Linked DNA regions of Mus musculus: all the other regions are linked to region 4. Evidence: chromatin loops called from intact Hi-C (ENCODE). Cell type or tissue: heart. All regions are shown on one strand. Links, peaks and the distances in the headings refer to the core of each region. The heading gives the core; the rest is flanking DNA.

Evidence for each region. A loop is a pair of places that touch in the nucleus more often than their neighbours do. Peaks named below come from ENCODE experiments on the same cell type or tissue, not always from the same donor. Only the 100,000 strongest peaks of a DNase experiment are listed, where the experiment ranks them.
Region 1: it touches region 4 in a loop (9-fold over the local background); 14 of 42 quality-filtered maps call a loop at or near these places.
Region 2: a loop joins it to region 4, with 6 times the contacts of the local background. A loop is called at or near these places in 30 of 42 quality-filtered maps.
Region 3: it touches region 4 in a loop (6-fold over the local background); 14 of 42 quality-filtered maps call a loop at or near these places.
Region 5: a loop joins it to region 4, with 4 times the contacts of the local background. A loop is called at or near these places in 16 of 42 quality-filtered maps.
Region 6: a loop joins it to region 4, with 5 times the contacts of the local background. A loop is called at or near these places in 30 of 42 quality-filtered maps.
Region 7: a loop joins it to region 4, with 8 times the contacts of the local background. A loop is called at or near these places in 17 of 42 quality-filtered maps.

Annotation. Positions count from the first base shown.
Region 1 is chr2:75,789,420-75,793,938 of GRCm38, reverse strand. Gm13657 (a long non-coding RNA gene) reads right to left here. Exons shown (of 5, transcript XR_001783382.2): 5 at 2,662-4,519. Among named protein-coding and RNA genes, the nearest start is that of Gm13657, 15 kb to the right of the region's middle. In heart, for the core only: a CTCF peak has its summit at 2,212 (motif pointing left); a DNase peak (open chromatin) is centred at 1,378; H3K27ac peaks cover 423 bases.
Region 2 is chr2:75,988,616-75,993,053 of GRCm38, reverse strand. Pde11a (phosphodiesterase 11A) reads left to right here. Exons shown (of 20, transcript NM_001081033.3): 20 at 1,767-4,438. The coding sequence ends at 1,922. Among named protein-coding and RNA genes, the nearest start is that of Ttc30a1, 8.9 kb to the right of the region's middle. In heart, for the core only: a CTCF peak has its summit at 1,950 (motif pointing left); a DNase peak (open chromatin) is centred at 1,993; H3K4me3 peaks cover 516 bases; H3K27ac peaks cover 2,549 bases.
Region 3 is chr2:75,784,203-75,788,721 of GRCm38, reverse strand. It overlaps Gm13657 (a long non-coding RNA gene), which reads right to left. Exons shown (of 5, transcript XR_001783382.2): 4 at 1,592-1,799. Among named protein-coding and RNA genes, the nearest start is that of Gm13657, 9.6 kb to the right of the region's middle. In heart, for the core only: a CTCF peak has its summit at 2,437 (motif pointing left); no DNase peak of the experiment used is centred there.
Region 4 is chr2:76,069,052-76,073,051 of GRCm38, reverse strand. The region is part of intron 12 of Pde11a (phosphodiesterase 11A); the gene reads left to right. Among named protein-coding and RNA genes, the nearest start is that of Gm52518, 35 kb to the right of the region's middle. In heart, for the core only: a CTCF peak has its summit at 2,201 (motif pointing right); DNase peaks (open chromatin) are centred at 2,001 and 2,511; H3K4me3 peaks cover 1,476 bases; H3K27ac peaks cover 2,240 bases.
Region 5 is chr2:75,608,133-75,612,651 of GRCm38, reverse strand. The region is part of intron 1 of Gm50595; the gene reads left to right. Among named protein-coding and RNA genes, the nearest start is that of Gm39853, 3.0 kb to the left of the region's middle. In heart, for the core only: a CTCF peak has its summit at 1,854 (motif pointing left); DNase peaks (open chromatin) are centred at 2,481, 2,861 and 3,911; H3K4me3 peaks cover 1,812 bases; H3K27ac peaks cover 817 bases.
Region 6 is chr2:75,983,093-75,987,611 of GRCm38, reverse strand. Pde11a (phosphodiesterase 11A) reads left to right here. Exons shown (of 20, transcript NM_001081033.3): 20 at 1-1,804. Among named protein-coding and RNA genes, the nearest start is that of Ttc30a1, 3.4 kb to the right of the region's middle. In heart, for the core only: a CTCF peak has its summit at 2,280 (motif pointing left); a DNase peak (open chromatin) is centred at 2,301; H3K27ac peaks cover 642 bases.
Region 7 is chr2:75,881,481-75,885,999 of GRCm38, reverse strand. All of the region lies in intron 11 of Agps (alkylglycerone phosphate synthase), which reads right to left. Among named protein-coding and RNA genes, the nearest start is that of Gm34861, 52 kb to the right of the region's middle. In heart, for the core only: a CTCF peak has its summit at 2,275 (motif pointing left); no DNase peak of the experiment used is centred there.

The DNA.
Region 1 (4,519 bases), core at 266-4,265, 280 kb after region 4:
GAATCCTTTAGACCTCAACTCTTTTCCTACTGTAAAACTAAGAAACTTATGGGGCCTCAAGGGAAGATAACAAATAAGAGTCCTGAGTTCTTTCTCTTAAGCTCTTTAAGTTTTGTTCTACTGTAATAGCAACCTTAGGATCAGCACAACCTTAGGACTCCCCTACCACCGAGCACAGGGAACAGACTGAGAAAGCGATTCTGTGGTTAAAAAAAACAAACAAACAAAAGCTACCAGCACACTTTATCTGCTGTCAATAAGAAATGTGTGTGCTGGGGCTGAAGAGATGGCTCAGCAGTTAAGAGCACTGAAAGCTCTTCCAGAGGTCCTGAGTTCAATTCCCAGCGCCCACATGGTGGCTTACAATCACCTGTAATGGGGTCTGATATACTCTTCTGGTGTGTGTCTAAAGACAGCTACAGTCTACTCATAAATAAAAATAAATAAATCTTAAAAAAAAAAAAAAAGAAGAAGACATGTGTGTGTTCTTGTGTTCAAATCTGAAAGCTGACATCATCCAAAAGTTTTTTAAACAAGTTTATTCATAACCATTATAACGTGGAGAAACTGGATGACTGAAACATTTCTGATTTCTCTTGATGCCTCATGACCCTGAACTTATTGTAGACATTCACACACACGTGAATATGGGAGCCCTGGCAACACCTGAGTTTTGTTCCATTTTCCCTTTCATGTTCATATTCTTAGGTGCCTCAGTCTCATGGGGGGAAAGTAAGCCAAACTACCAGCATCAGGAGGGAGAGACAGACTTAGGATGAAATTCTTCCAATCACAGTAGGTTCGTGAGCACTCTGTAAGCATGCAGCCGGTCATTTTTGCGTAATTATTGTGTGTTTAGCATGCAGCGAGGCTGGGTTGGTCTCTCTTCGGAAAGGCTGGCCACATAGACTTTGGTTGGAGCCACAGACAGCTGTGCCTCAGAAGGTCAACTCTGATTTCCAATCCTGAGCAATTTCTTATGTCAAATACAGGAAGAGGAAACTGTTAATGAATTCAGTTGACTTCTATTTCTTTCACAATGCCACAGGACTAGGTCTGGAAAGGTGTCGATTCTCCAGTCCTCCTGCAGAGAGTGCAACCTGAGGAACACTCTGTAGCCAGCCAATCACCTCTTAGAGTCACTTTGGGGCTGTGATGAGCCATAGTGTGTGTGTGTGTGGGGGGGGGGGGTCCTTAGCTCCCCTACTTCAGGTTACAAAGTAGTCGTCCCCGCTCCCTCTCACATCCTCCCTCTCCCCCACTTCCTTCTCCCTCCTCCCCTCCTCCCTCTATCCCTCCCCCACTTCCCCTTTCTCCCAGTCATTGGCTTACTTAAGTCAGAAACCACACAAAGCAAGGTCTTCATACTGACTATCTGCTCAGCCTTTTAAAATCTGCGCATGCGTGTCCTCCTCCTCCATACTCTGTCCCCTGAGGGCCCGCCCAACCTTTGGACACTGTGTCACAGGGTCATCATCTACGAGTTCACACCCCAAACCCTTTCAATCAAGTTAAAAAAAAGAAAGAAAGAAAGAGAGAGAGAGAGAGAGAGAGAGAGAGAGAGAGAGAGAGAGAGAAAGAAAGAAAGAAAGAAAGAAAGAAAGAAACAAAGAAAGAAACAAAGAAAGAAACAAAGAAAGAAACAAAGAAAGATAGATCTTGATGTTTTTGGACAAGTTCGTGATTTTGTACTGTGTTGCCTTCGTAGATGTCCTGAGCCGATTGCCGTCCGCTTTCACAGAAGAAAGCAGCCTTTGATCCTAACAAGTTTCCTATTTCACTCTGTCTCTGGGTTGTGCTGATAGCCTTCCCGTGACAACAGATCTTGATCTTAGGTCCCACTGTTTCCTGTAAAATGCCAGTTAGGTCTAGTTCGATGCTTCTTCTTACTCTGGCTCAATGTGTACTTTTTGGCAACAGCTCCTACGTGGCACTTTCGGGAGGTCCGAGGTCTGACTGCCCATTTATAACGTGACCGGTACAGGACTACAATGCCTAGCACCAACATTTACATCATTACTACTTTCTGAATTTTTACTGTTAAGTTGATTGTTAAATTCAAATTAAATTCTAATGTTGAAAATCATAACTTGGGGAACTGGAGAGATGGCTCAGCAGTTAAGAGCACTGACTGCTCTTCCAGAGGTCTTGAGTTCAAATCTCAGCAACCACATGGTGGCTCACAACCATCCGTAATGGGATCTGGCGCCCTCTTCTGGAGTGTCTGAAGACAGCTACAGTGTACTTACATATAATAAATAAATACATTTTTTTAAAAAATCATAATTTGAAGCCGGGCAGTGGTGGAGCACGCCTTTAATCTTAGCACACGGGAGGCAGAGGCAGGCGGATTTCTGAGTTCAAGGCCAGCCTGGTCTACAGCCTGAGTTCCAGGACAGCCAGGACTACACAGAGAAACCCTGTCTCAAAAATAAAATAAGGGCTGGTGAGATGGCTCAGTGGGTAAGAGCACCCGACTGCTCTTCCGAAGGTCAGGAGTTCAAATCCCAGCAACCACATGGTGGCTCACAACCATCTGTAACAAGATCTGACTCCCTCTTCTGGAGTGTCTGAGGACAGCTACAGTGTACTTATAATAAATAAATAAATAAATCTTTAAAAAAAAAAAAATAAAATAAAATAAAATAAAATAAAAAATAATTAAAAAGCATAATTTGAGGTATTTGGGGGATTAGGGAGGATATGTGTGTGTGTGTGTGTGTGTGTGTGTGTGTGTGTGTGTGTGTTCAGAGGGATATCCCACTGGGAGGCATATACAGTCAAATTAGCGTGTTTTAATATCCCTGGCACTCAAAGTAGAAAAACAACTGTCTGGCGTCAACCAGAATGGATAGCCTTCTGCTGTGCCATAGTCTAAATCTAGGATGCAAGGCAAAGGTGGGTAGCTGTGGGATCATCAGCCCACGGAAAACTGTTTCACCATCTTAAAGGCCAGGTAGCCTGTATTCCATAGACTGGCGCCAAGGCAAAGAAGCCTAAGGTCTGTAGATTCACTTCTGACTCCAACAGAAAGTTCTATAACTGCCCAGCAGTGCTCTCTCCCTCCTGCCTCCTAATGCTACCCAGCTACAGTCTGTGTCTACATGGCCTTCATAATAACACATAATTACCCTATGATTCTGGAAGCCCCAGCCAATAAAATCAACATCAAAACAAATATGAGGTATGGTAGTTTGGAAACAATGTGATTAGATTTTTAAAAAGAAAATTATTTCTAAATTTCTAAAAAGAAAAATAATTTTAAAATTTGGAATATATAAACTTGTAGTGTAAACAGACCTAAAAAGAACCCGTGATGGGGGGAGCCAGCTGCAGGGTGAGTGGGTCCCGATCAGTTAGAAATTACAGTTGAAGTAAAGTATACTTAATTAAATACATCAATTAGATAAAATTTAATTGTGCTAGGATTCTTAATAATTAGAGTCATCTGTGCTATTACCGGCCTCCAAAGCTCTCTTGATAAATACCAGTGCCCCCTCCTCCCACTTCCCACACGGCCACAACCACTTTTGTTTGTACATATGCTCTTACTTCCCGGACCACACTCAGAGATCAAGGACGACAGGCACCTGACACGGGCCAGTAAGACGTCTGAGACCTTTGATTAGAACCAAGAAAGTCAACCACAGGCGCTGATCCGAAGAACTGCTGGCACTCGTGGTTTTCCACTTCATGAGGGTATTCCGTGTACAGCTGCAGCAGAGGGAGATGCTGACATGCAGGACCAGCCGGTCAACTTGACAGGGGACTCTGACGCCCGTGTCCGCCCCTGATTGCCCCCTCAGGTCCAATTACAGCCCTGGGTAACTTACAAGCAAGCTTTTTAATCCCTCCTTAGGATTCATGGGCAATAAATTTTAATTTGTTTGCTATCACAAAACTACTTGCTAGAAGGGAGATATATAGAACAAATGCTCTGTAAGTAATGAATTCATATTTGAGTTGTATCCATTTTTTGACATTACACACATTCCTTCAATTTTTCCACTACTATCAAAATTTTTCCCTTGTGGGGTGTGTGTGTGTGTGTGTGTGTGTGTGTGTGTGTGTGACATGTGTACAGGTGCCTAGGTAGACCAGGGGTTGATGTCAAGTGTCTTTCTCAACCACTTGTCACCTTACATTTTGAGGCAAGGTTTCCCACTAGAGACTGGCAGTTCAGCAAGCTAGCTAGCTTACTCCAGGAATCTCCTGTCTCCCCGTCTTAAGAGTAAGACTAACGGCTGGCCACCATGCTGCCTGGCCTTTACACAGGTACTGGGGATCTAAATGCCAGTTTGCCCATGTGCAGAAATGCTTATTCTTCCTTTACCTGTCTTCGCTGTTACAGAGGCATTGGTAAGTTACATCAAAATCAAGTTGACAAGGAGAGTGAGGCTCACACTCAGTTTGCAAATGAATCTCAAGATTCAGTGTGTGTGTGTGTGTGTGTGTGTGTGTGTGTGTGAGAGAGAGAGAGAGAGAGAGAGAGACAGAGAGAGACAGAGAGACAGAGAGA
Region 2 (4,438 bases), core at 1-4,000, 80 kb after region 4:
TCATTTCCCAGCAGCTCCATAAAAGAAAACTGATTACAGGAATTTAATAAGTAAAACAGAGCCAGAAATAGTGTGATCAAATGAGTTTTTAATTACATTTCGGCAGAAAAAAATTCCAATTCGTGCTCCTGGGATTAAAAAAAAAAATAATTTCTAGAGAAATGCTTTTGTAGCAGGAAAATAACATATACACTAATTTCCATAGGAATTACAGTAGTCGGTTTAATTAAAAGGCTTGATCAGGGTAAAGAGGAGACAGTGCCAAGGCATGCTAAATAAAAGCACAGCAGTCACGGCCGCCTCACACTGTGGTCAAAAATAAACAAACCGACAAACAAACAAACAAACACCGAGCACTGAGCAGGATTGGGGCATCTGCATTTTTCTCCTGGAAATAAAGGGGAAATTTTATCCCTGGGTTACTATGTTGCTTTGCTCTTTTCATATATGAAATAAATGGGTATGTCTGATTTTTAAATGAGATGTTTCTAGTCAGTGCAACGAAGGTCACTGGAATGGAGCCACACACTCACGCACACACTCACGCACTCACGCTCACACACACAGGTGGGATGGAGGAAGGGTGGGAATCACTATTACAGGGCATCAGTGAGAAGCTTTACGTTAAGCAGCAGGAGTCTCACTACTCACTCAGATCTCTTTGGGGGGGGAGGGGTCTGTCAGGTTTACTGGCAGGTGTGTTGAGCTGTGCTTAAGAGAAGGACACCCTGCCAGAAGTCCATCAAGCCATCAAGCAGGGACCTCTTCTCTTAAAAAGAAAAACTTATTTAGAAGTATTTAGAAGGATCTATGAATTTTGTGCAGTTAAGGGCCCTGCAGCATGAGTTTCATGAGCCTAGTGATCCATCTGCCCCAAATGGCACTCCACAGGCCTCCCCTCCTCCCATCTCCCCGGGCCTCTCCAGCCCTCTCTTCCACGCCCTGACCCCTTCACATCATTATCTGTTCCCATACATGTTACTAGAGTGGAAACAGATGTTTGAGTTAGAAGGACTCTAAGGTTTTTAAAGTGCAAAGTTAGGACTGCTGGGAAAGTTAAGAGGGCTTGCAGCCAAGCCAACCAGATACAGGGACAGGTCTGCGGGAGAGGAACAGAGTCCTGTCAGCAGGCTCCCATGAAGACCTGTCCTCTCCCACACACACCCAGAGGAACACTCGGCAGGGACCCATCCACGGCATTCAGAGCTACATCACTCCATGTCAGTCTGTGTGTTGAGCATGGCCACCCACATTTTGCTTTCGGAGGAAAACCAGTCCTTCCACTTGTCTTGGGAATTCACCTGACCTTTTTTTATGTGGGAAAATTCCCCTGGGCATCTGGGGCAGAGTCATTGTAAGTTTTGTTTGGTTGGGTTTGGTGTTTTGTTTTGTTTTTAATTTAAGTTCCCAGCTTGATGGATTGATAGACAGAGCTCTCTCCAGGCAGGCAAAGACATGTCTGTTAGTAGTTACCGGTGATCTGCATTTTTGTCTTGTTTTGTTTGATGTGCAGGCAGACTCAGAGCCTACAAAGCCTTGAGGAATACCCAGCCCTCTTGTCTCATTCATTCTCTGCCTGGGCTCTATGAATCCAACACGATAATGTTAGATGCCTGCATATTCTCTGCAAAATAGTTCATATTTACCAAAGTAATCACTTCCCTTCATATAACTGGTTCCCATCCCCCCTTTTAAACAGAAGGCGAAAGACTCTACACATCCATGACCCAGGTTGCTCTCTCCACCTGTTTTCCTCTTTGTTTTAGGCCTTGGTGAAGGTCAATGCAAAACTGAAACCAATGCTGGATTCAGTGGCTGCCAACCGAAGGAAGTGGGAAGAGTTGCACCAAAAAAGACTACAGGTCTCGGCTGCCTCCCCAGACCCTGCCAGTCCCATGGTGGCCGGGGAAGACAGACTGTAAACCACCCAGAGCCGCTGCGCCACCCTGTGGTCGGGAGGGTCCTCCGCATCCTGAACTACTTGCTTTGGTTGAACCGCAACATCCTATTGGTTCAGCTCGGATAGTCAGTCCCAAAGCTTTGATTGTATCAGGAAGCACCCAAGAAAGTGTCGTTGGCAGCAGAGGCACGAAAGATGGAGTGGGACAGAGAATATGACCCTCAACTTTCCATCCTGAACCCATACTGCTGGATTTGGATCCATGGACCTGAGGGCCATCAGCCCCACTCCTGCTGAGCTGAGAGGACACCGTGGTAAAAGTGTCACTATGGCTGCTTCCTGTATGGTACTTTTCTGTTATGAGCCCTTCCTTTCCTTGCAGCCTCTCCTGGAGCAGGCTTTCTCACCAGATGGTCCCGAGAATGCAGATTTGCGTTTTAGATGTTTTACTTCTAATCCTACTGCTTCTTAGTGATGCACCAGGCCCTTGATTCTCATTGCCTAGTGGATAAACCTACGTGACTTAATAGTGCCAGGTAACCCCAGTCTTGATTCCCACAGTAGTAGTATAGTAGGGTGTGTTTGTCTAATTGATGTTACACAGAGTCTGTAACTCTGCAGTGAGATAGATCATGGTTCACTTTTTGAATTCAGCCTTTTGTAAGCAAAGCCTTTTTCTAGGAGGAACAGATTAATAATTTTATTAAAGCAAAGGTGAAAGGGGATCTAAGGCCACATGTACCACGAATGACATGTATAAATACCGGAACTGCTTCCAACAGTGAGAAATAGTTCTCAGGTGCAGAGGCACCCAGTGACCAAGCATGGAATAGTTTGAAGTGAAGGGGATGAAGGTTTGAGGATACAATTTAAGGAACCACGATTTTACATTTTCCCTTACATGTAAAAAAGAATATTCTAGAAAGGCCAGGAAGTAACATCTGTACAACCTATTTCCACTAGGTCTATAGCATGTGAAAACAAGCAGTTTTAAATAGATGCGGTCACTAGAACACTGCTTTGATGCCCAGTTCACCTGAGACACTAAAGACAGGATCTCTCTTACCCAAAGAACACTGGGCTTGCTGCCTCTCGCTTTGCATCATTAGCTGAGTGAGTTCTGACTAGACTTCTCTGTTTCCCAAAGTGCCAAGTGAGATTACACTAGGGATTTATTTGCAGGAATCCTAGCACTGAAATCCTTTGTCCAAATAAACTTTTAAGGATTCCCTAGGGCAAAAGAGAGCTGGAATCTGAAAACTTCTGTGTGAAGCAGGTCTTGGGCATCCAGAGCCCAGACAAGCATCTCTTTGTTCACGTACATGGTGCTCCACAGAGAGATTCAGAGAGCCGGGAAGTCCCTGGCGGTGTAAAACCTGAGAGTCAACCCAGCTCTGAACAATCTAAAACTTAAGGAAACTTTTCTCCTCAACTTACAAAACATTTTTTTCCTTAGTTTAATGGATCAGTATCGGTTTTTAACTTTACTCAAATCCAAAAGAAACAGGGGTATAGTTTCACAGGGTCGTTGCCTTCTGGGTATTAAGGAGATATTTGAAGGTATATGGGGTGGGGGTGGGGGATAGTTAAATGAAGATAACAAGACAGGAAAGGAGTGAGCTGAAAATCATCCAAGGAAGGCAGCTGTGTTATAGCAAGAAACATTATAAACCATGCAAAAGGTGGGGCTAGAAAAAGAGAATAGAGAGAAGACTACAGGAGAATTAGGGGCAGAGGCAGATGGTTAAGACAAACCGGCTAAGGAGTGGTGAAAGTCAATCCAAACAAAGAAAAATCATTGCACTTCCAGACCAAAAAAAAAAAAAAAAAAAAAAAAAAGAGGGTGCAGAACCTTGTTGTCAATTGAGTAGGAAAGAGACAATTACACAGGGAGGGGCTTGACAAAGGAGAGAAGAAAGAGATCAGTGCACTAAGAAACAATGTTGCTAGGTGCCCTTTACAGCTGTGTCTGCAGGGAAGACTGGAGAGACTGCAGCGGAAAATGAGCTCAGGAAAAAAAAAGAAAAAAAAAAGCTTCGGCAGAGCAGGTAAGAGGAGGCTGTTCAGATTTATGGATTTTATTAAGCCAGTTTTCTGAATCACTCTGCTATAAAGGAAAATAGCTTCTGCAGAGCTGTCTCCCCTCCTTCAGGTGAAGAACAAAGGCTAGGCGGAGCTAGGAACAGACGTGGGGGGGGGGGGGAGTCTGCAAGATCATTGTGTCTGCAGCCCAGGTGCTTTTGGGTACTGCACCACAGCACCTCATCACGGTTTATATCAAAGATAGGAATCGAGAATCAGTCCATATGAGGTTGCAGTGAGCCTGCATCTGTTACCCTTCCAAACAATAAATAAACAGCCAGAAAAACGGATCCCAGTCCATCTACAGCAAGAAATTTCAAGCATGTACTTTATGATAATACTGGATCCCGGGTCTTTCAGAGACTGCCGGCAGCAACGAGACAGGGTCCCCTCCACCCTGAATGTCGATGCTTCAGAGTGCTGAGGGGGACATAATTTATAGCACAAACCCTACAG
Region 3 (4,519 bases), core at 182-4,181, 280 kb after region 4:
CTGAGGGAACGGACTTCCTCTCCAAAGGTAACCTCCTCAAACTGGGGGTTTCCAAAAGCACTGAACAGAGGAGCAAAAGCGACAGCTGCCAAGAAACTAAGAATTGGACATCTGGGCTCCTTAAGCTCCTCCCATCCTGCACCCTACAGCAATTTAATTTTATAAATCTTAATCTTTCTAGATCAGCACATCAAATAATGCTCATATAAGAGCCAGAGTAAGAGGGTAGACTGATTTGCAAGTTAGCAGTCAGTAAGATCCTGTATTGTTCTCCCTGTCTCCATTCTGAGCACCATCAGAGTCCCTTACACACTCATACTCGGGGTTTCGGTGAACATTCTAGAATGGAAACCTAGAGAGTCTCACTGCTCAGCCTTTCGATGGAAGTACACAGCACACAGCTCTGGAATCCTCTAAGCCACCCTTCACATTGCCCTGTGGCAACCAGTAGTCCTCCATGGCCCACCTTGGCTCTAATGTGCAGAGGCGTTCATTTTATTAACCATTTTGCTACTAAAGGCATGGGATTTCAGAGTTCTATCTCTGATATTAACTGGGTTTTATCATTTTTTTTTTTTTTTTGGAAATACTGAGTCTGCATGATCAGAGCCTCCTGGTTTACCTAAGAGTCTCTTTCAATAACAATGCCCCGGTTACCAGCTTTTGGATGTGTCAGGACCTAGGTTTGAGCATTAGCAACCAATTCTATGTGACTTAACTAAAAAAGGACTTTTTGAAAAATACCAAGTAGGGCACAGCATCCCTGAGAAAGCTAAGATCAGGCTCAGGAAGCAGACAAGAGCAGAGTCAGCTGATAGCAGAAAGCTAAGAATCACTGATGCACAGTCCAGTGAGGATGCTTCCAGAACTCTGACAGGAAGAAGTTGCTACTTCAGGGGAAGTTTCTCTGACACTATCACCACTAGACCCCTCATCATCAGTGCAGGTAAGTAATGTGATGGACTGGCGTCTTTGTACCACTCCTCGGGGTTCAATGTCACAGGAAGACTAGACATACCTCATTGCACATGCACACACATGCGCGCACACACACACACACACACACACATCTATACATGCATACCTATGCACATACACATGAATGCATGGGGAGGGGGGAGATAGACAGACAGACAGAGACAGAGACAGAGGACAGAGAGAGAGTCCAGTCTATCATGCTTGCTTTTCAAGCACGCTTTCAAGACTTGTTATTTTCTTTTGTTGGCCTAATACTTTGTAGCAACTTTGTGTGTGTGTGTGTGTGTGTGTGTAGTATTGTATAGATGTGGCATATGTGCTCATCAATGTATGCATGAGTAACTGTGTGTGTTGGGTATGTGTGTGTACCTATGTGTGGAGACCAGAGGTTGACCCTGGGTGTCTTCCCTGATTGCTGTCTATCTTTACATTTTCCCATTTATTTACTATGTGTGCATTGGGGAGTTGGGGTGAGGGGTGGGGTGGGTACCACAGCACACATGTGGAAGACAAAAGACACATGGCAGTCTCAGGGAATCTGTTCTCTCCTCCCATCATGTAGGCTCTTGGGACTGAATGTTCTTTACAGAGCTTTGGTGGCAAGGACCTTCACCTTGCTGCTTTTCTCGATGAATCTAAAGCTCTTAGCTTCAGCCAGGCTGACTGACCAGTGAGCTTCAGGCATCTGCTGTTGCTTTTCCATGCCTCGTTGCCCCCAGTGCTAGAGTTACAGGCATTTTGTATGTATACTCTGGGTATACAAACTCACGTCTTCATGCATGTGTGGCAGGCACGTTCCCTGCTCAGCCATTCCCAGAGACCTATAAAGAGATATTTACGTTCAACTGTTTCATGATTTAAAATAAAACAAACAAACAAAAAACCAGTGGTTCAAATTCTCTTCCCCTTCAAAAAGTTCAATTTTCTTCCTTTATTTTTTCCAGCTTCATTGTCCTCAATAAACTTTATCAAGTTTCTAAAAAAAATTTTTGATCACATTATATGTGTGAGTATATTTGTAGAATAGCTTTAAATTTATACAGCACTGAACCTTTGTATCCAAGAACATGGTATATCTCAATTTAAGTATTCTTTTCTACCCTTGAGTAATATTATAGTTGTCTTCACATGGAGTTTGCACACTTCTTCATTTATGACTTCATTGTTAGGGAAGTCGGGATTGGTCCAATCTATATTTCCCTTGAGAATTTCAAGCCCCTCCTGATGCCCTTTCAAAATCATGAGACACCATTTACAATGCAAATGGCTCCGGGATTCTGATTTTCCCTAGTCAGTAAGTCTCTCGGCTGAATTCTTCCTAGATTTAACCAGATGCTGTTACTAAATTAAATCTTAGCTTTCACGGTAGCATAAACTTGAATTTGAAGGTTTAAGGAAAATAAATTGACTTGGATAAATTGAAGGACAGACGATAGTGCACTGGTGCTACAGTGCCTCCTAGTGGACACAACGGAGCATGGCTTTGTTTACTAAGAATGTACATCTTGTGTCTGCCCCCAGTGTCATCCTACAGGCAGTTAGAAACTGGAGGAGCCTTTGTAGTTAGCTAGATCAAAAAGAGAGAGGTATGAAGAAGGAAAAGGAGAAATGATTTGTTTAAAATCCCATGGTTGGCCAAGATTTTTCGCTCTCCATCTGTCCTTAGTTCTTCAAGAATCCAGCTTCCTTCTTACTGAAACTTGATATACCTTGGCCGGTTGATAGCCATGGGAGCCTGGCCTTTCAAAAGGAAAGCCAGAGGAGGAGTGAGTAGAGAAGTGGGAGGTGTACTGTACGGGGAGGGACCAGGGGAAGAAGAGGGGGGTGGAAAGTAAGAAGGGAGGAAAGGCAGGAGGGGGAGAGAGAGATGTTACTGCTTTCTTTTCAGCACATATAAAACAAAGGACTAAAGAAACGCATATTTAAAATCCAGTTTCTATATTCACACCTAATTCACTTCCAAACCTACTTGTAAAAATCCATCTTCAGCAAATGAATTTGTTGGGAAAATGGCCAGGCATCCATACACAGAAAGGTTCTCCATCACCATAAATTAACTCATGGTATGCTGAATTAATTGTTGAAAATTACTAGAAAATATGTTCACAAACCTGGCAAATTCAGACTATGTCACACACAAATACTCTTTCTTTCTCCTCCTCCTCCTCTTCCTCCTCCTTCTTTTTCAAGATAGGGCAACACTCACACAGCCCCCAATGGAGGAGCTAGAGAAAGTACCCAAGGAGCTATAGGGAACTGCAACCCTATAGGTGGGACAACATTATGAACTAACCAGTACCCCGGAGCTCTTGTCTCTAGCTGCATATGTATCAAAAGATGGTCTAGTCGGCCATCACTGCAAAGAGAGGCCCATTGGACTTGCAAACTTTATATGCCCCAGTACAGGGGAACGCCAGGGCCAAAAAGGGGGAGTGGGTGGGTAGGGGATTGGGGGGTTGGGTATGGGGGACCTTTGGGATAGCATTGAAAATGTAAACGAGAAAAATACCTAATTAAAAAAATCACACACACAAATAAACAACTTCTGCCCTTGAAGCTGCCAGAAATATTTTTCAAAGAAATTAAAAAAAAAAAAAAAAAGATAGGGAAACACTATTTATCCTGGGACTAGCTCTGTAGACCAGGCTGGCCTCGAACTCACAGAAATCCACTTGTGTCTGCCTCCACAGTGCTAGGATTAAAAGCATGTGCTACCACCAGCTGGCAAAGACTTCCTTTCAAATGACCTGAATTTAACCCTGTTTCTTTAGTTTTCTTTTATAGAGTCATAACTGAATTATCTTGAAAAATGACTATGAAGCATTGAAAAACATCGGTGTAAACCAACACCTATTCTGAAACATAACCTTTCCAAAGGCTGCAGAAGACCAAGCCCGGGGATTAGAACAGAGATGGCCCCAGAGGGTGCTCTCACATCAATCCAGTACCGCGCATGCAAGTCTCGAAATCTCAGGAAAACTGCCCCCCCCCCACTTTGGCAGGTCTTAGTTTCAGATGATGAAAATCAGAGGCAACCGAGCACAGAGGCCCAGACATGTAGACTCAGCTACTTGGGTATCAGGAGGATTGCTTGAGTTTATGAGTTCAAGGTCAATGTGGGCTATTGAGAAAGACCCCCACTTCAACAACAAAAAGAATACGCAAGCATTTTCTAAAATTACTCTGCTCCAAGATCAGATAAACCAATAGTTTTAGGACCAGGAGTCAAATAGAACTGAATTAGAACCTGCTCCTGTCTCCTCACATTACTGAACACGCAAGTGTCTCTGAGTTGCTTCTTTATAAGATGAAAATAGCACATTTCCCTCGTAAGGGATGATATTTTCTACCAGCCTCATTAATATCTAAACAATCAGGTATTATATGATTATGATATTATAATCTTGAATCAAAAAATGTGAATTGCATATTTCTTTCCCTAAAAATAGCAGAAAAGCTATTGCAGAAGAAACATTAATATTATTTACTTGATGCTGAGGTGGGGAGGACCACAAGCGTGAGGCCTGCCCAGGCTACATAG
Region 4 (4,000 bases), core at 1-4,000:
ATCTAGTTTCTAACATGATCTCAGCCTGTGGTAAAGGACACCCACGTTATATCCATGTGTGGGCACCAGAACTATATGCATCCCTGAAGACCACTGGGGTCTTTCACTATTTTGAGACTCTGTCTTCGTTCTAGGGTCCACATATTCTAATTCTAACGAGTTAAAACCCAAACCAAACTTTTCTATTAATCTGGTTTCTTTTCTTTTCTTTTCTTTTCTTTTCTTTTCTTTTTTGTCTGTTTTTTGCAGACAGTCTCATGTAGTCCAGGCTGCCCTTCAATGACCTTAAACTAGCTATGTAGATGACATTGCCCTTGAACTTCTTTTTAAAAACATAATGTTTTGATCTCTTTAATAATTTCTATCATACATACAATGTATTTTGATTTCATTCACTTCCTACCAAATATACTTGCCACATACTCTGCCTCCTGACTTGGCATTATTTTTTTGAGAATTTTATACATGAATACTGTATTTAATACTTTCCACCCCACCTTGTTCATCCCCCTTTCCTTGCCCCCTACTCCCTCTCAGATTCATGACCTCATCTTCTTTAATCGCATAATTGTAATTATATCATTAGTTCTGGTTATATACACAGCTTTCTGAGTCTGTTTGATGTTGCTAGCATGTACATATGTTTAGGGCTGACCATTTGGGATTGGATAACACATCAGAGAGCCCGTCCCTGGAGAAGACTGAGACTTCGTCTCTCAGAAGCCATTCATTGCCTCTAGATCTTCATCTGGAAGTGGGGCCTTGTGACATTTCCCTCCTCTATATTGGTATGTTAACAGGTGTGTTATACAGATCTTGGTTAGGCAGCCATGCTGTTGAGACTTCCTGGGTGCAGTTTCCCTGTCCTATGTAGAAGACACAATCTCAGAGCAGATATCTTGACGCTCTGGCTCTTGCAATTTTTCTGCTCCATCCCTGAAGATGTCCCCTGAGCCTTGGGTAAAGGAGTGAGTTGTGTTGTGCATGATTCAGCTGAGGCTGAGCATTCCACGGTCTGCTGTTTTCAGCGTTTTGACCAGTTGTAGCTTCTTGGTCTGCAAGAAGCTGCAAAAGGAAGCTTCTTTGAGGAGGAGTGAGAACTACACCTGCAGGTATAAGGATACATATTTAGAATACAGTTAGACATCTACTGTACCCTTGGGGGAAATAGCCATGCTAGGTTCTCCTCTAGGGTCCTTGATCTTGCAAGTCATAGGTAGTTGGCTAGGTTTACAACACTAAGCATGAGTTCCTCCTCTTAAGCAGGATACAAATCCAAGTAGACAGCTGTTGTCACCTCCGAGATATCAGTGTCACTATTGCAACTTTCCTTGAACCTTTGATGAGTGCTGGTCGTTGTATGGTTGGGAAGCTCAGCAGGTGGGTGGGGCTATTCATTGTTTTTCTGCTTTGTCAACTTGCATAGTCATTTCAGGTACTAGGAAAGCTAGTTTTCAGGGCTGAGGCTTCCAGGTCAGTTCTAGCTTTATTCCTGCAACGACTATATCTGACGTATGTAGCATCTCTAGGAACAGGCCTTGCCTGCAAGTTCTGAGAGGCAACCACTAGCTACAGCAATAAGCTGTGTTATTTTGGAAGTTTCTTCCAACTCTCTTGACCAACAAATCTAGAGAAAGTTTTCCCTGCCTGTCTAGCATTGGGTGTTTTGTTAGATAGTCTAAAGCTCCTGAGAGAATAGTATCACTCCCAAGTGTCACTTCATTTAAACTGTATAGATACATATACACACACACACACATGTTGCATATTTGTGTGTTTTAAGAAACATAAAAATGTTTCCCTACAATTTTTTTCAAACACCCTTAATGCTATGTATCCCTCCTCCCTCCCTCTCCCTCTGTGCGTCTCTCCCTCCCCTCTTCCCAGTTAAACCCCCCATCTCCTCGTTTCTATGTACACAGCATCTGTGTTCCACAGCATCCGCTCTCCAGACCTCCACCCCTCCCCACAACCCCAGTTTCCCTTCCTCAATTCTGTGGTCACATTAGGTTGAACTTTTGATCATCTTGCCTCTGCTTCTCAAGTTACCACCAGCCAACAGGAAGAAAGGCAGGGAGGGAGGGAGCAAAGGAGGGAGGGAAGGAGAGAGGAAGGGAGGGAGGGACAGAAAAAGAGAAGGAAGAAAGGAGGGAGGGAAGGAAGGAAGGAAAGAAGGAAGGAAATTTTTGACTGAAAGGACGCCCGATGTGTGCTGGAATTTCCTCTAGATGGCGCTCCAAGGCAAAGTTTCCCAACCAATCCGGAGGCGGGGTGTTGGGGGGGGGGGGGGAGGAAGCAGTGAGCGGTCAAACCTTGACCAACCTTCCTTGAAAGTGCTTCTTTTCTTCTGGCGCGACAGATTCAGGCCAGTGCAAAAATAAATGTTTTCTTTAAAATATTCACCAACAAAGCCGGTCTGTCGGAACAGAGCCCCTTCTATGAAGATGGGCCTGTTTTATGACTGTGCGTTAGCAAGAAGAATCCTGCCTCCTCCACGTGACTTGAAATTTGATCGCGCATTTTCCTAACCCCATTGTCTAGGAGAAGGGGGAAGTTGCGCAGCTGGGCACTGCTGAACGGGTTTGGAACCACAAACTTCTGGACACTCACATGCATATTTGCACCAACTTCCTAGCTTTTATCTCTAAAATTATTTCACACAGAGAAAATAAGATTATTCACTCAAAATGGTTTGCAACAGCATCCAGCCTCATGTTTAGGAAACCAAATAACTTTAGCTCCTTAGAAATCAAAGGAAACAAAGGGGAAGTTTATAGCACGAGCAGTTTTATTCAGACGTGGGTGGATATTTCATTCACCCAGAAACCCATTGATCGATTATTGATTTGTTCCATGCACCTCGCTGGAAATTTTTTTAAAATTGCGGAATCAAAGCTTCAAGGTTACCTTTTATTTGAAGGAAATACCTATATAGTTAATTTTTTTTCCTGAGCTTTGCCTTCCTCTAATAAATATACTAGATAATGCTTTCATCAACCATGGCTAGACAGAGACTAAAAACCTATATACCAATGGTATCTATACAAATTCTCATTGTTTATGTAAGGAGAAAGGAATGCTAGCCCGTTGTGCACATGTGTAATGAAAGATTATGACCAGGGCTCCTGTACTGACAGGGTAAACCAGATATAGGAATGGATTTTTTTTTTTTTTGCTTGTATTCTGTAGACTAAAAGGCGTGCCTTGATGTCTAAGTTACAGACATACTTTTTGTTTGCATTATAAATGGTGTGTACTCTGACAGATTTTCCAAGGGGAACAGAAAGGGTCCTTAAGAGTCAGGATTCTTTAGTGTCTTATAAATAGACTCTTTATCACCTAGGGCATTGCCCTGCTTCCCGTAGGGCTCAATAAAGATTAATTGAATGAGTGAATTTATCTTAGGGAAATATTATTTGAAGAACTATGTTGCTCAGCGTCCGGGATTTTGGTTTTTGGTTTTTTTTTTTTTAAGCACTATAATGACGAACAACTTTCATTGCTCAAAATCTCGCTCTTATCGCATCACGCTAAGGTTCAGCTAGGGTTCATATAGGATATTATGATCTTGCAGAATTCGCTGGCTGTGAAAAGGGAAGAGCACGTGATCACATTAAAATTTATGGTGGTGCTGGCGGCATGGCGCTGGTGGGGACCGGCAGTTAAACACTAATAATAACCAAGTGTCACGGCACACACATTGACACCTCCTGACATTTACTGGGGATCCTAAATCTTCAGTGTGGAGGTAGTGTTCTTCAGTCCACCTTTGTGTTGTCAACAAGGTTATTTGGGGAGATAGCCACGCCATTTTATCAATAATTCAAGCTGGAGAACAGAAGGGACACTTAGGGGGGAAATCTGTCCCAGCCTCAAGCTGGAGCATCTCACGCGGTCTAGTGACTGACGTTCTCAGATAAGTCCTGATCCTTGAGGTCAAAAAATTTCCCCCAAAAGGAATCTCTCTGGAATACAATTAGAGCTCTTTGTTTGCCCCCTT
Region 5 (4,519 bases), core at 254-4,253, 460 kb after region 4:
AATTATATTAAAGGCAGGTTTATTGGGAAGTTGCACTAGGGCAAGTTCACTGGCCCCAAGGATTGAGGCCAGGAGAGGAGTTGCCTGGGGGGAGGGGGTGGGGGAGAGAGTAAGAGAGAAAGAGACAAAGGGCACTCTCCTGCAGAGAAGAGAAGAGAAGAGAAGAGAAGAGAAGAGAAGAGAAGAGAAGAGAAGAGAGTAAAAGAGAAGAAAAGAGAAGAGACGGGAGGGGAGGGGAGGGGAGGGGAGGGGAGGAAGAGGCAGGGAGAGAGGGAGGGGGAGAGAGCACTCATAAAATGATGTCTGGATTATATAGGGAAGAGCCTCTGGGGGAAGAACAGGCCAGCCCCTTGGTTGGAAAGTTCAAGGTATTCCAGGTAGGACTGAGGGATGCTGGGAGAACCTGGAAGTCATGTCTCCTTTGATATGTAAGATATGCACCGCAGTCCCTTGTCCCAGGTCCAAAACCAAAGAGTGACCAGGAATGAACTTGGGGCAGGGGTTAAAGAAAACATAGTTTCGCTCTTTACTTTGAACAGAGAACACTGTAAAAAAGCAACCCATGATTTTTTGTTTGTTTGTTTATTATTGTTGTTTTGTTTTTTAAGGACTGGAATTGAGTCCCTCCTCCTACTGTGTGGGTCTGCGTTTCAAAGGATTGTGACAAGGATTGCACAGCAAGCACACCTTCTCCCGCTGAGCCGTTCTCTTTCTGCTGAGAAATATAACTCAGATGGCCAGTTCAGCCGTCTTCAGTGACAGTCCTGGGGACATGATTAACTGCAGTCTGCCCTTTAAGGGTGGCTGTGCTGTCAGGTACCATGCAGACAGGAGGGACACAGCTGTACACGATAGAAATGCCTACATTTCTGTGATTCTGACCTTATATATTTATTTTAGATAGGGTCTCACTATGTAGTCCCTGCTGGTCTGAAATCTTACTCTGTAGACCAAACTGGCCTTGAACACAGAGAACCTACTGCCTCTGCCTCTCAAGGGCTGGGTAATGTTTCTGATCTTTGAAAGAAACAGCAAGCACGCAGCCAAAGTCACCCAAATGCAACTCCCACACCACGCCACACCAGCTGTTCTTGCATCTTACATTCCTGGGACTGTTCATGATACACCATAGCAGATAATAGAAATGTGATTTTCGTGATTATTATTTTAGCAGTAATAATAACTGAGTAACGCTCTCTCAAATCCTGCTGAAGCTTACGCTGAGGACTGTTCTGTCATTGTCACTAATGAAACCAAGGGAAGCCGAACAAACCCTTCAGCTTCATTTGATTTTGTCGTCAAGCTTGGAAGCTCTGAGCTGAGTGATAGGCTGGCTGCAGTTACCTAACCACAGATCGTCTGTCCGCTGGGTCAGGGGCTGAGGTACCACAAACGTGTGTCCAGAAGTTGAAAGGTTCAACTCTGTGAAATCACCAAGCCTGCCTGTGAGTCCGTCCAAGTGTCTGATGGGTAACCTCTGACAGGGCCAAAAACTCCAGCTTGTTAGAACAGGTTAATGCCACCGTTTGAAGAGCCTTGACGTTAGATCGAACTCTCTCTTCCTTCCTCTCTCTCTTATTTATTTATTATTTTTTAAAAGATTTATATATTAACATTGTAGCTGACTTTAGGCACACAAGAAGAGGGCGTCAGATCTCATTACGGGTGGTTGTGAGCCATCATGTGTTTTCTGGGATTTGAACTCAGGACCTTGGGAAGAGCAGTCAGTGCTCTTACCCACTGAGCCATCTTGCCAGTCCCTCTCTCTTTTTTAAAGATTTATTTATTTTATATATGTGAGTACACTGTTGCAATCTTCAGACACACCATCAGATTCCATTCCAGATGGTTGTGAGCCACCTTGTGGTTGCTGGGAATTGAACTTGGGACCTCTGGAAGAGCAAGTCAGTGTTCTTAACCGCTGAGTCACCTCTCCAGCCCGACGTTAGATTTCTAATGTACAGGTAGGTCACCAATTACTTCTCTTTCACTTAGCCCAACCACATGTGTTGCATCTCGCTAATAACGTTGTAGTCTACCGTGTCCAGACAATTTTCCTGAGCTTAGCGCAAAATGGAGGACTCCCTTTTCTTAGCCGGGCTTCTTCTCTGCCTGATCTGGGGAGCCTGGCCCACACTCTTCCTGGGGAAAGTCACATAATCCGTGGAGAAATTACAGGCTCAACTTTCTGGAATGCATCTCCATGCAAATGAGGTAACCTTGAACCTCAGACAATGAAACTTCATCCTAAGAAGAGCCCCTTTCCACCCTCCAAGGTTCACCCCGAATAAAGGATGTGCATACAAACACACCCGAATAAAGGTAGGTGCACAAGCTAAGATCGTCTGGGAGAGCGGTTTCATTAAGACTCTTGCGGAGGGCACCCCACTCCTCACTCCCAACCAGACCGGCGGATTCATCCTCTCAGCCTGGTGTGCTGCATCACCTGGGCACCCTGAGAGGGAAGAAACAGAAGCTGAGGAACCACATCTGACTCCAGGCTCGCCTCAACACAGAGATCCGCATGCCTCTGCCTCCCGAGTGCTGGGGATAAAGGCGAGCGCCACTACTGCCCGGCCTCTCCTCGCTCTTTCCTCAGCTTCCTCTCAGCTATCACATCTAGTTTCACACTCTCACATTCAATCTGTCATTTTAGGAGCAGATAGCACACGGCAGAGATGGTGATACAGCCCTTGGGAATTTGAGGAGTCACCCCACAACAACAAAATCGGCAGGATTGTTGGAGATCATTGGTTCCTAGGTTCTTTTCAAAGAAGCAGTGCGGCTTTCTTAGGATTCTCAGCCGCTTCCCGCTTCCCACTTCCCGCTTCCCGCCTAATTGACTGGGAACCACCGCCCAGGGGCGCACGCCCACGATTCCCCTACCCTGTGACTAAGAGCCGGCCTCTCATGCCTTCCACTTCTTGGAACTGTTCCCTGTTCTTTTGAAATCACAGCCTTAGTTTGTCCCTATTCGGCTTTGTTCCTGCACGTAAATGTTAATGCTCTCAGTGGCTCGAACTCCATCCTTGCAAAACAGTTCGGCAAACTTCCCCACAGGACAGGACAAGCGCTTTTTAAACTCACAGATGGGTTGTTCTGTGACTGTTGCCTTTTAATGAAACCCCCGTGACACTTCTCTGAAATTATTCAAAAAGCATTCTCGGCCTCTGCGAAGAACCATTTGTCACAAACCCCTAAATCCCCCGGGAGAAGGGCTTTCCTGTATTTTATATCGTGGGATTACAGTAACGTATAAAAACAGTCGTAGGTTAAGCAAAACAAAGTGGGCGGGGAATTCAGCATTTAAGTGGTCCAGGGATGCTGTTTGATTTGCTATAGGCAAAATCGTCCTCAGAAGGCTGGCGTAGTTACTCCTTTAAACCACCCCTACTGTGTAGCACAGCCAGCTCCGGAATCCAGAGTTACTGTAGAAGCAGATCCTGGTTATAAAACACAGCACCTGTCTCAGATTAGTCTCCTGTAGGAAAATTCTTTATATTATGGGCAGAGGAGTCTTTACTATAGCTCGGGAACAGTACGGACCATGATGGCTGTTCTGTACCCTCCTCTAAAAAAATATGTATCTATTTTATATATAAATATTCTCCACTGTAGACACAATACAAAAGCTTGTCCTGCCCGACGTGTAATAAAAGGTCGTGTTTCTTCTTTCCCAATCACTAGGACTTTTTCTGAATCTTTTCGGGAAAAGGGACAGGGAACGACATTAATCATAATGTGGTGTGCTCTGACCTTCCTGAAGTTATCTTTTGCTATTTACCGCCTTTGAGCTGTACATGGACTGCGTTCGGTGCTTCCAGCCCCAGCGTGTTTCTCTCCAAAGCCTCCTGCAACCTGCCCTCCCCGCCCCCACCGGCCCACGTGTGAATGGCGTTCATTAATTTACGTGCACCAAGTATGTATAAGAGCCCTTGAAGGCCAGAGACATCGGACAGCCTGAAGCCAGAGTTACAGGCAGCTGTGAGCTCCCTGTCCGGGGTGCCAGGAACCAAACTCAGGTCTCCGGCATTCTTAACCACTGAGCTGTCTCTCTGGCCCCTGTTCTTGTGCTAGGCAGGAGAGAGGCCAGCTCAGCCTGACTCTGAAGGACAAAACCAGCCGTGGCGATGTCGGGCAGCAGCCTGTTCTACAGAGTTTGCACACTCATTTAACTTCATTGGGAAAAAAAAAATAATGAAAGCGGTGAAAAGTGTTTATGGGAGTGGAGGAGAGCATATTTTGCTGGTTTTTCTTTATGTTTGAAGTTTTGGGTATAGCTCTGCTCATAAATACTGAAATGCCTAGCATAAAGAAGGCAGCCTGGGGCATACCCCATAAAACTTACAGTGCGATTAAATGAGCAATTTCCACTGGAAATAAAACGGGTGTGTTGGGTGGAATATGAATTAAACTGCGCGGGACTCAGGCTTGCACGAGGCTTTGGAGAGAGACCCGCTGGGGTTGGTAGCACTGAACGCAGTCCACAGGTCAAAGCCGGTAAACAGCAAAGGATAAC
Region 6 (4,519 bases), core at 346-4,345, 86 kb after region 4:
AACCTTCCTACAAAGTGTCTGAGCCTGCTTCTAATGACCGTGAATGATGTAGCCATCAGTACCTGCTTGTAACCGTGTTCTCTTAGTTCATAAAGAACCGTTTTCAGTTATCTCACAGCATTGCATCCGTATGGGAATCATTAGTTTAGAAGGGAATTTATAAAGAGAACCAAGAAAAGTAAAAATGGCACATGCACTTCCTGTTTCTGAAACCTGAAGGCCTACATGCTTCCCAGGACTTCGGGTTTGCAAGTATCTTGGATTTAAAACGATCTTAGAATTTTTTTTTTATTAGTGCAATGACAGTAATATGTTTCTGGAATTCCACTGCCTTCTCTGTATGTCAGAGTTTCGCTTATTTTAGTCAAGTCATTAGGCTGACTTTACTCAATCTACTTTGTAGAACAATTATTTTTAAAACCCAGTTCTCTTGCTGACCCTGGTGAGTTACAGAAAGGCACACACACACACACACACTAATCATCGTTTATAGTAATAGAAACAATGCAACCAAAATCTAAATATGTTTGGAATAAATCCAAATATAAAGAAAAATGCATTGGCATGGGCCCGGGGAAGACAAAAAGATTAACAACAGTAACTGAATGTAACCTAATTTGGGACCTTAAGAGCTCTGTCACGCCTCCTTTAGTGAATTCTGAATGTTTCATAGCAGCAAACTGGGACTGTTTTTCTGCCATGTGCTGTCAAGAGCTCCCACACCCCAATTATACTAGGAGTTTAGAGGTTAAGTCTGGCTATTAGTGGCCAAAGTATCACACACTTCCTAAGTCAGCAGCTCTCAACCTGTGTGTGGAGATCCCTTTGGGGGTCACACATCAGGCGTCCTACATAGCAGATATATATTTACATTAAAATTCATAGCAGGAGAAAGTTACAATGCTGAAGTGGCAATGAGGGTAATTGTATGGTTGGGGGCCACGACACCATGAGGAACTGTGTTAAAGGGTCGCAGCGTTAGTAAGGTTGAGAGCCACTGCGCTAACTGAACAATAACTAGAACACAAACAGAAATAAACCAGGCTGTGTCTGGAGAATTTCATGGGGGGGGAGGGGGGGCATTAGATTTAGCAGCACCCAGTGCTGTGTTCTCCTTGTCCATGCACCCCTGCCCCTGCCTAGTGATTTGGGGTTGTACAGACTTTGATTTTTGAATGTCCTTGCATGTCTGTGCATCTCTCAGCAGCACTAAGGGCAAACTGTTCATCTGTGTCAGTCTGTACCAACCAATGTCTCTCAATGTACACTCTGCTGCAAAAGTGTTCTATGAAGTAAATTAACTATTTGCTAAAAAAAAAAAAAAAAAAAAAAAAAAAAAAAACCCAAGTGTGTTCTTTGAGACCATCGTTTGGGTGAGTTCCCTTCTGTGTCTATGTGTGTGTTAGAGTGCTCATTTTTCTTTTGCTCTAGCGTAGATTTAGATGAGATCATATTTACAGCAGTTTTAAAGCATAGCGCAAGTGTGGAGATAGTAGTCTAGTTATTGAGTCTCGTTCCCTCGGAGGGCTGTTACTTTTGCTATTTTCTTTTGATTTACAACAGTTTAAAAAGGATTCCCTACTGACTTGCTTCCTAATTACTGTTGCTTTACACAGAAGAAGGAGAAGACGCGCTCCTCTGTTTGTGTCCTTTCCAGGCTAATCATTGTAGGAACACTTGGTTTAATGCTGCTTGTCCATTTCAGAAGCAACTACACGTGGCTTTGAAACGGGCTACTTAAAAAAAAAAAAAAAAAAAAAAAAGAGACTTCTTGTTTTTAATAAAATGCTTAATGGTTAACTAACACTCTGGCATAGTCTTTGTTTTGAGGGCTGGAAGAAAGATGCTTTCTAATACCTACCATTTAAATTGTGACCGTTTAGCTCATTAACTTTGACCAGTGCCGTCTGATTGTGTGTTAGGAGTCCCGGGGCCTCATTTTTAAACTGACAAAAGATTCTTCGCATTACTGAAGGCTGTCTGGAGGTAGAAGAATTCTGTAGCCGAAAGCTATTCCTCCATCCATTATGCATTGCTTACATCTGCATGGACAGTTACACAAGGTGGGGTCACATCTACACAAGACTGACAGCCACAGTGATGTAATGCAATTATGCAATGGCTTCAGTACTTAAACTTTAAAATTCTTACACCATTATGCCTCTTCTATCAGAATGGACTGCAACAAATAATCTAGAGCCAGATCAAATGGCTGAGGAAGGAGACACCCAAGGAGAGAGAAGAGAGGTGTAGTGTGGCCCTCTACTGGACAGTATAAGCAAATACCAGCGCTGCCTGCTGCAGCCACTGGCTTCTTTGTGTATTGCAGCCTGCAGTTCTACAGTGAAGTGGAACCTCACAAAAGGTCTGTGGGGATGAATAAGGGAAGTTAGGCAAAGGGGGCCTGGTGATGATCGTGGTGCATGCTTTCTGTATCTTTCTGTATACACACAATACTGGGGCTTGGAGTAGCTCTTTCTTTGAAAGGCTGCCCAACTGTTTGACAAACTAGGATGCACAGTTTCGCCTTCTCCGCTAATCCCTTTTGTAAACAATAACGCTCCTGCACTATCCAAGACAAGTTGATTTAGTAACACTGTAAACTTTAAAATCCAAGCTACTTGATCAAAATCAAAGTCCATTCAAGAAAGAGATCTTTGGATATTGAGGAAGATTTCTCTGAAAGGTAAGACCCACATGAGATGAAATGACTCTCCAACTAAACATGAATGATCTTGTTGATTCTGCATAGAGACGGCCCCAACATTTCAAAAGACTGAACTCAGGCTCCTAAAACTCAGTCAATTACGTTACAGATTTGGCCCTAATTTTGATTCCCTGTTCATAGTGGAGATGGGTTTGAGATGACCAAAGTTCAATGGGACTGAGCTCCTGGAAAAAAAAGGTCAGGAGCCATAGAGGAGAAGAAAACTCTACCTTTACAGATGACTTCCTTTATTAAGGAAGATGCGTGCATGTGACTGTGCGTAAGACACTCATGAATTAGCAATGCACCAGCCACAAATGCTCACATTCATAGGGTAACCAGATAAGTAAAAGGGAATCTCGATCCATTGTACATTTGATTGCCTTGTATTTGGGCAGGAAGAACAGAAGGATACTAAGAACCAAAATGCTTTTGCCCTGCTATGTTTTGCATACTCTTCCTGGTAACCACCTCTCCCCTAGTCCAGCAAAGCCAGCCATGAGTGTCACACTACCTTCTCAATCATTAACTCCTTTCTTTATGTCTCTAATGCACTTTATAAGAACCACTGCATGTTGTCCTATTGCTGAGGATAATATTGCAGATTTGCTTTTGACATATACTCCAGCTCGTCAAGACCCTAATGTAAACAAAAATGATAGTTTATACTTCGTAATATTCTACTTGGTTTGTTTTCCAGGCCTTCCATCATTAATTAAAAGATCTCCTTTTATCTCTCCCATCCAAGAAACAATGAAACGACTCCCCAACTGCCTATCAGAGACCAAATAAAAGTCAGCCTATCACAGCGGTAGTTCTGGTCATGCCAATTTCACAGTGGGATTGGTGCTCATTGCATTTTGAAAATGACCCTGCCCTCCATCTGTCTAAGCCAAATGCCCTGCTCTTTTCAAGCCAGGCCATTGGAGCCACTTTCCATGAAATAAGGAGGAGGACACAAAATGGCTACCCTCCTGTGTACTTTAGCTGCTGTGCTCATAGACAGACAGCAACACAGAGAGGTAGCCAAGAAATTTGGGAGAAAGCTGACAATCCTTTCGGTGTGTGTGGGAGGGGGTGGGATGTAAGTACAGTTTTTTTCATCATGTAAGTACAGTTTTGCAGACAGAGAGACTGAAAGGATAAAAGGTCATTTCCTGATTTCATGTTTATGCATCATAATTTAAGGCCAGCTTTTTCACAATAACAGTCTATGCATAAAGATTTTTAAATACTGAGTGTGAATTTCCAAATTCAAATGTCAGGCAGGGCAGCAGTTGTAAAGGAGACATATCATATTCTTTAATATGTGAGCATCACATACCCCCACCACAGACTTCACCTAAAAGGGTACCAGAAAATCAGAGTAATAGTAAACTCAGAGTGGGGATATAGAAGTAGTCCTTACCTGCTTTCTGTAAAAAAAAAAAAAAAAAAAAAAAAAAAAAAGATCTTTGGTGGACCAAAGGCCCACTCCACACACATAAAATGGGTGCAATCTGCTCCTTCCTTCTTATTGATTGCAGAAATGCCCCTTGTGTGATGACATCCAAGAAGTCACATGGCTGCAAATTCTCCACATGAGGGAAGGCTGAACGCACATAAAATCGGCTGTTATATGATAGGATTATACGATAGGAGCAAATGTATACCTGCTTCAGCCTTTTCCTTGTGATACCAGGAACTAGGGGATACCCAACCCCACTAGTCATTGTATATCTGTTTGAAAGTGCAATTGAGTCATGGAAGTCAGAAGCCTACTGCCCACACCAATTTACTTGATTGTTTCTATAGAAAAAAAAAAAAGGGACA
Region 7 (4,519 bases), core at 259-4,258, 190 kb after region 4:
ACTGATGAGCAGTTTCAAGTAACACACACACACACACACACACACACACACACACACACACAGTATCACTAACCACACAGTTCTTAGCTTCATATTTGAATCAAAAATTACATCAAAACTATTATATTGGCCATTCTGTGGTCTTACTAAAAAATTAACAGTTTAAAAAATTACAATCAGGATAATTTTAAGTGTGGTATAAAGGAATTATTGTTTGGTTAGAAATTCCTAAAATCACCACCAGTTTCCACACTAAAGGTGAGTCAATTTTCTTCACATTTACAAATCCAGATGCCTGTAATAAAATGAATGCAGTGACTTCTAATAAAATATATGAAAGCTGATTAGGTCAAATTTCCTTTCTTCCTAAAATAAGCAGAAAATATCTATAGGTGTGCACAAGATAACATCTATAAACAGACATGTTTATATGTTCTGACATAAGCACACCACAAAATATTAAAGAATTCAGAGACTTTGGGGGAGGGGTGTTAAATTTCTGATGAGAAGTGTACAGTCTACCTGTGGCCATCAGCCAGATTCCAGTTCACCTGCTTCAAGGGTATGTGTTATTCATGGAAACAAGCCACACAAGTGCATGCTAAGGAAGTGGAAGAAAGACAACTCTCAGTAAATGCTGTGGTCAGGAGGAGAGCTGGGCTACTGGGTCTCTCTGAGGTAGAAACACATCCAGAAACCACAGATTATTCTCGATCCCTTGTTAGAATCTGCATTTGATTTTATCTCCTTAAGCTGGAAGCAGTTCCATTGTTCTCTACCCATTCTATCCAGCTTTGATCTTACTTTTGAAACAGAGTCTCACAGTGTAGCCAGACTGACCTGGAACTCACTATGTAGACCAGGCTGACCTTGAACTTACAGAGATCCGCCTCCCTCTGCCTACCAGGTACTGGGATTAAAAGTGTACCTAAAGGCTACAACAAAGCATGGTAGGGCAAACTTTTAAGATGCAGAGGTTGGGCTATGCTGCCCATCAAGGACTACTGACAACAAAGTTCAGGCCTGCCTCTCGCAGCTGCCAATCTGGTGGGCAGGGAAGAAAATTTGTCAGGTGGTAAAGGGAAATGCTGGGTAGTAAGCGAGATTACAGTAAAACACTAAATGGTCGAAGGTGTCCTGGAGGATACAGAATGGAGTGCCATTCTATCTCTCAAATGATTTAATTATTAGAATGCAACTTTCGTAAATATGCAAATAAAAATATTGTTTAGAAATAAACTGCTAAAATTCCTTAGAAATCATAATCTTGATTATCATTTCCTATAATTGTGGTTACAAACAATGCTATTCCCTATTAATTTTTTTCGGAGATGACTGCTGAAATACTTAGGAGTCAAGTGCTATGGTGTCTGCAACTTAATTACCAACAGTCCACAATCATGTACATAAGGAACAAACAGAAAACATTAGACCTATGAAGTGAATATGCAGGTGATCCCTACAATATTTATTCCAAGGTTCTATGTATAAATTTTTCAAAATAAAAAAAAATTAAATGGGGGAAAAGGTAAGGAAGGTTGAGAGCACTTGCTAAATCATGCAGCTACCAATATTCATATAAACTTTGTGTGATCTTAACTTGGTGGCTGAATTACATAAGCAAATACTACCAAGCTTTTAACACTGAATTTTAGAAATTGTCAAATTCAAGTCAAGGACTCATTTTTTTTTTCCAAAGTCAAGAAATACATTTTCAGTTGCTATCTTGAGTAAATTCTCATGAGCAAAGAATTCAAATAAAAACAATAGTGTGTAGGTTAGTATGCTGGACTTTGGCAACTGATAATTTGTAAGTTATTACATATCATTCTAAATATACTTATAAACAGAATTTAAAATAATTGATAGTTATCACAGCCTGGTAGTGGTGGCACATGCCTTTAATCCCAGCACTCAGGAGGCAGAGGCATACAGAAAGAACTCCATGAGTTTGAGGCCTGCTTGGTCTGCATATTGAGTTCCAGGGCTGTCTCAGAAAAATAAAAATAAAAAAAGGTTAGCACAGCAACTAATCAAAGAGAAGCTCCTATACGCAGACATCAAACCCTGCACCAATCAGGTTATTTCCACTGCTTTCAAAACTAACTGGGAGGTTGAGCTGAAAGCAGACTCAATCCTCTTTCAAGGATAGAGACTATAAACTCTCTAAGAACAGTTAAGAGTTCAAAGTCACACCAAACCATCCAGTAAGCAACACTGAAACTATAGGGCAGGCAAGCAAGGAGCCCTGGCACTACAGTGACCCCTGCTGGTAGGTGTCAGAAGTAACCTAAGAGGGGATGTTTCAACAAACTAATGGGCTATTTAAGAAATCCAAAAAATGTTAACAATATGCAAACAAAAGTTGAGTACTAAAGTTAAGAAAATAATTAAGTGCACTTACTAGGATTTCTCGTACATCTGACTTGCACCACCTATCTATGCCATACAGTCAGTAAATAACACCAAAAGGTATAAAAATAACTGCTGAGCACTAATTTAAAACCATCTATCATTTTGTCTTGATGAATAAATAAATAAAAACACTGAACTCAAAACATGAGTATAGATTTGACTAAGACAAATTTCTAGTAATTTCTTTCCTTTAAGAGTATTACAACTAGGAATTTACTTGAACCTTAACCCGAAAAGTAAAATTTAGCATTACTCTCTGTGCTAACTTAACAGATATCTCAATCTAACTACTTTATAAATTTAAAAAGGCAATTATTTAAGAAATACCTCAAAAGATTCATGGAAAATGTTTTTCTTACACTAACCCACTCCCCTTGCTAGGGAAAAGCATCCACCTGAGATCAGGCACATGAGTGGGGATGTCTCTGACTTGACTGCATTTACCAAAGTTCAGTAGTAATGCACCTTCTAATTCCCCCTGAGACGGCTGCTACTTTAAGTTCTTAAAGATGAATTAAAAGGGAATCTCACTGAATGGCCCTCTGTCTGGGCTGCCACAGCTAGTGAGTTAGCTTTGAATTGAAATGGTTTGTTTCTTCAAAGGGTAAGCCAAACATCTTGCTCAAATTCCTAAATAAGCCTATCAAGATATCCAGGGGGAGAAAAGGGGAAATGGGGAAAGGGCCTCTGAGGGTAGGAGTGGTTGCAGGGGACAGCATTTAGAATGGTAATTAATTAATTAATTAAAAAAGCAAAAAAATAAAATAAAAGGTCTCCATGTTTATCAGAAACAAATGTTCCAATATTCAGCCCATTGACAATGCTATGCAAAATTAAACTCAGTGAAGTTAAGATATGTTGTATCATTAATTACCAAGAAACTGAGAACTTCTCTATTGAATTTGCACATTACTTATTTCATTAAGATTACAGTGCTCCTACACAAGGCCAATGATAGATTAATGAAAAGTTCAAGGTGGATGAAAGATATGTGTTGAATGAAAGTTTCTAGAAATGCAAAGTTTAAATATAGACAGGTTCCTCCTCTAACTATGTCAGAGTTAATATAGGTGAAATCATATATTTAAAGCTATTGGTAGTACTCACTGGTCATCCTGGAAATGACATGCATATATATAACTAGGGATCTATATTATAAACCAGATATTTCTTCTTAAAGACAAATATTTCTGATTTTTAAGCATGAAGTATGTATTATTTGGTAAATATTTCCCTCTGCTTATAAGAGCTACAAAAACAGGCAAGTATCCTAATCATAACGTTAGTTTTATTTTCAGTTTAATAAAGGGACAATACCTACTTCTAAGTAACTCTGGCAAAGAGCACGCCACACAATGAAAGACCTTCATTTCAGTGGATCACAACTGTAAAAAACCCAAGTAGCTAAATCACTGGCCAAAGTTATTCTCTTTAGAAAGGAAAAAAATATGACACATATAAAATATTAGCTTATAATGACAATTGCGTTTTATAAGTAGCAAGTACACCCAAAAGTTACTGCTGAATATACAAATATACTTTTTTTAAAATTTTTTATTAGGTATTTTCCTCATTTACATTTCCAATGCTATCCCAAAAGTCCCCCATACCCTCCCCCCCCACTCCCCTATCCACCCACTCCCCCTTTTTGGCCCTGGCGTTCCCCTGTACTGGGGCATATAAAGTTTGTGTGTCCGATGGGCCTCTCTTTCCAGTGATGGCCGACTAGGCCATCTTTTGATACATATGCAGCTAGAGACAAGAGCTCCGGGGTACTGGTTAGTTCATATTGTTGTTCCACCTATAGGGTTGCAGTTCCCTTTAGCTCCTTGGTTACTTTCTCTAGCTCCTCCATTGGGGGCCCCTGTGATCCATCCAATAGCTGACTGTGAGCATCCACTTATAAGACAAAAAGACCACCAACAGATTGGGAAAGGATCTTTACCTATCCTAAATCAGATAGGGGACTAATATCCAATATATATAAAGAACTCAAGAAGGTGAACTCCAGAAAATCAAATAACCCCATTAAAAAATGGGGCTCAGAGCTGAACAAAGAATTCTCACCTGAGGAATACTGAATGGCAGAGAAGCACCTGAAAAA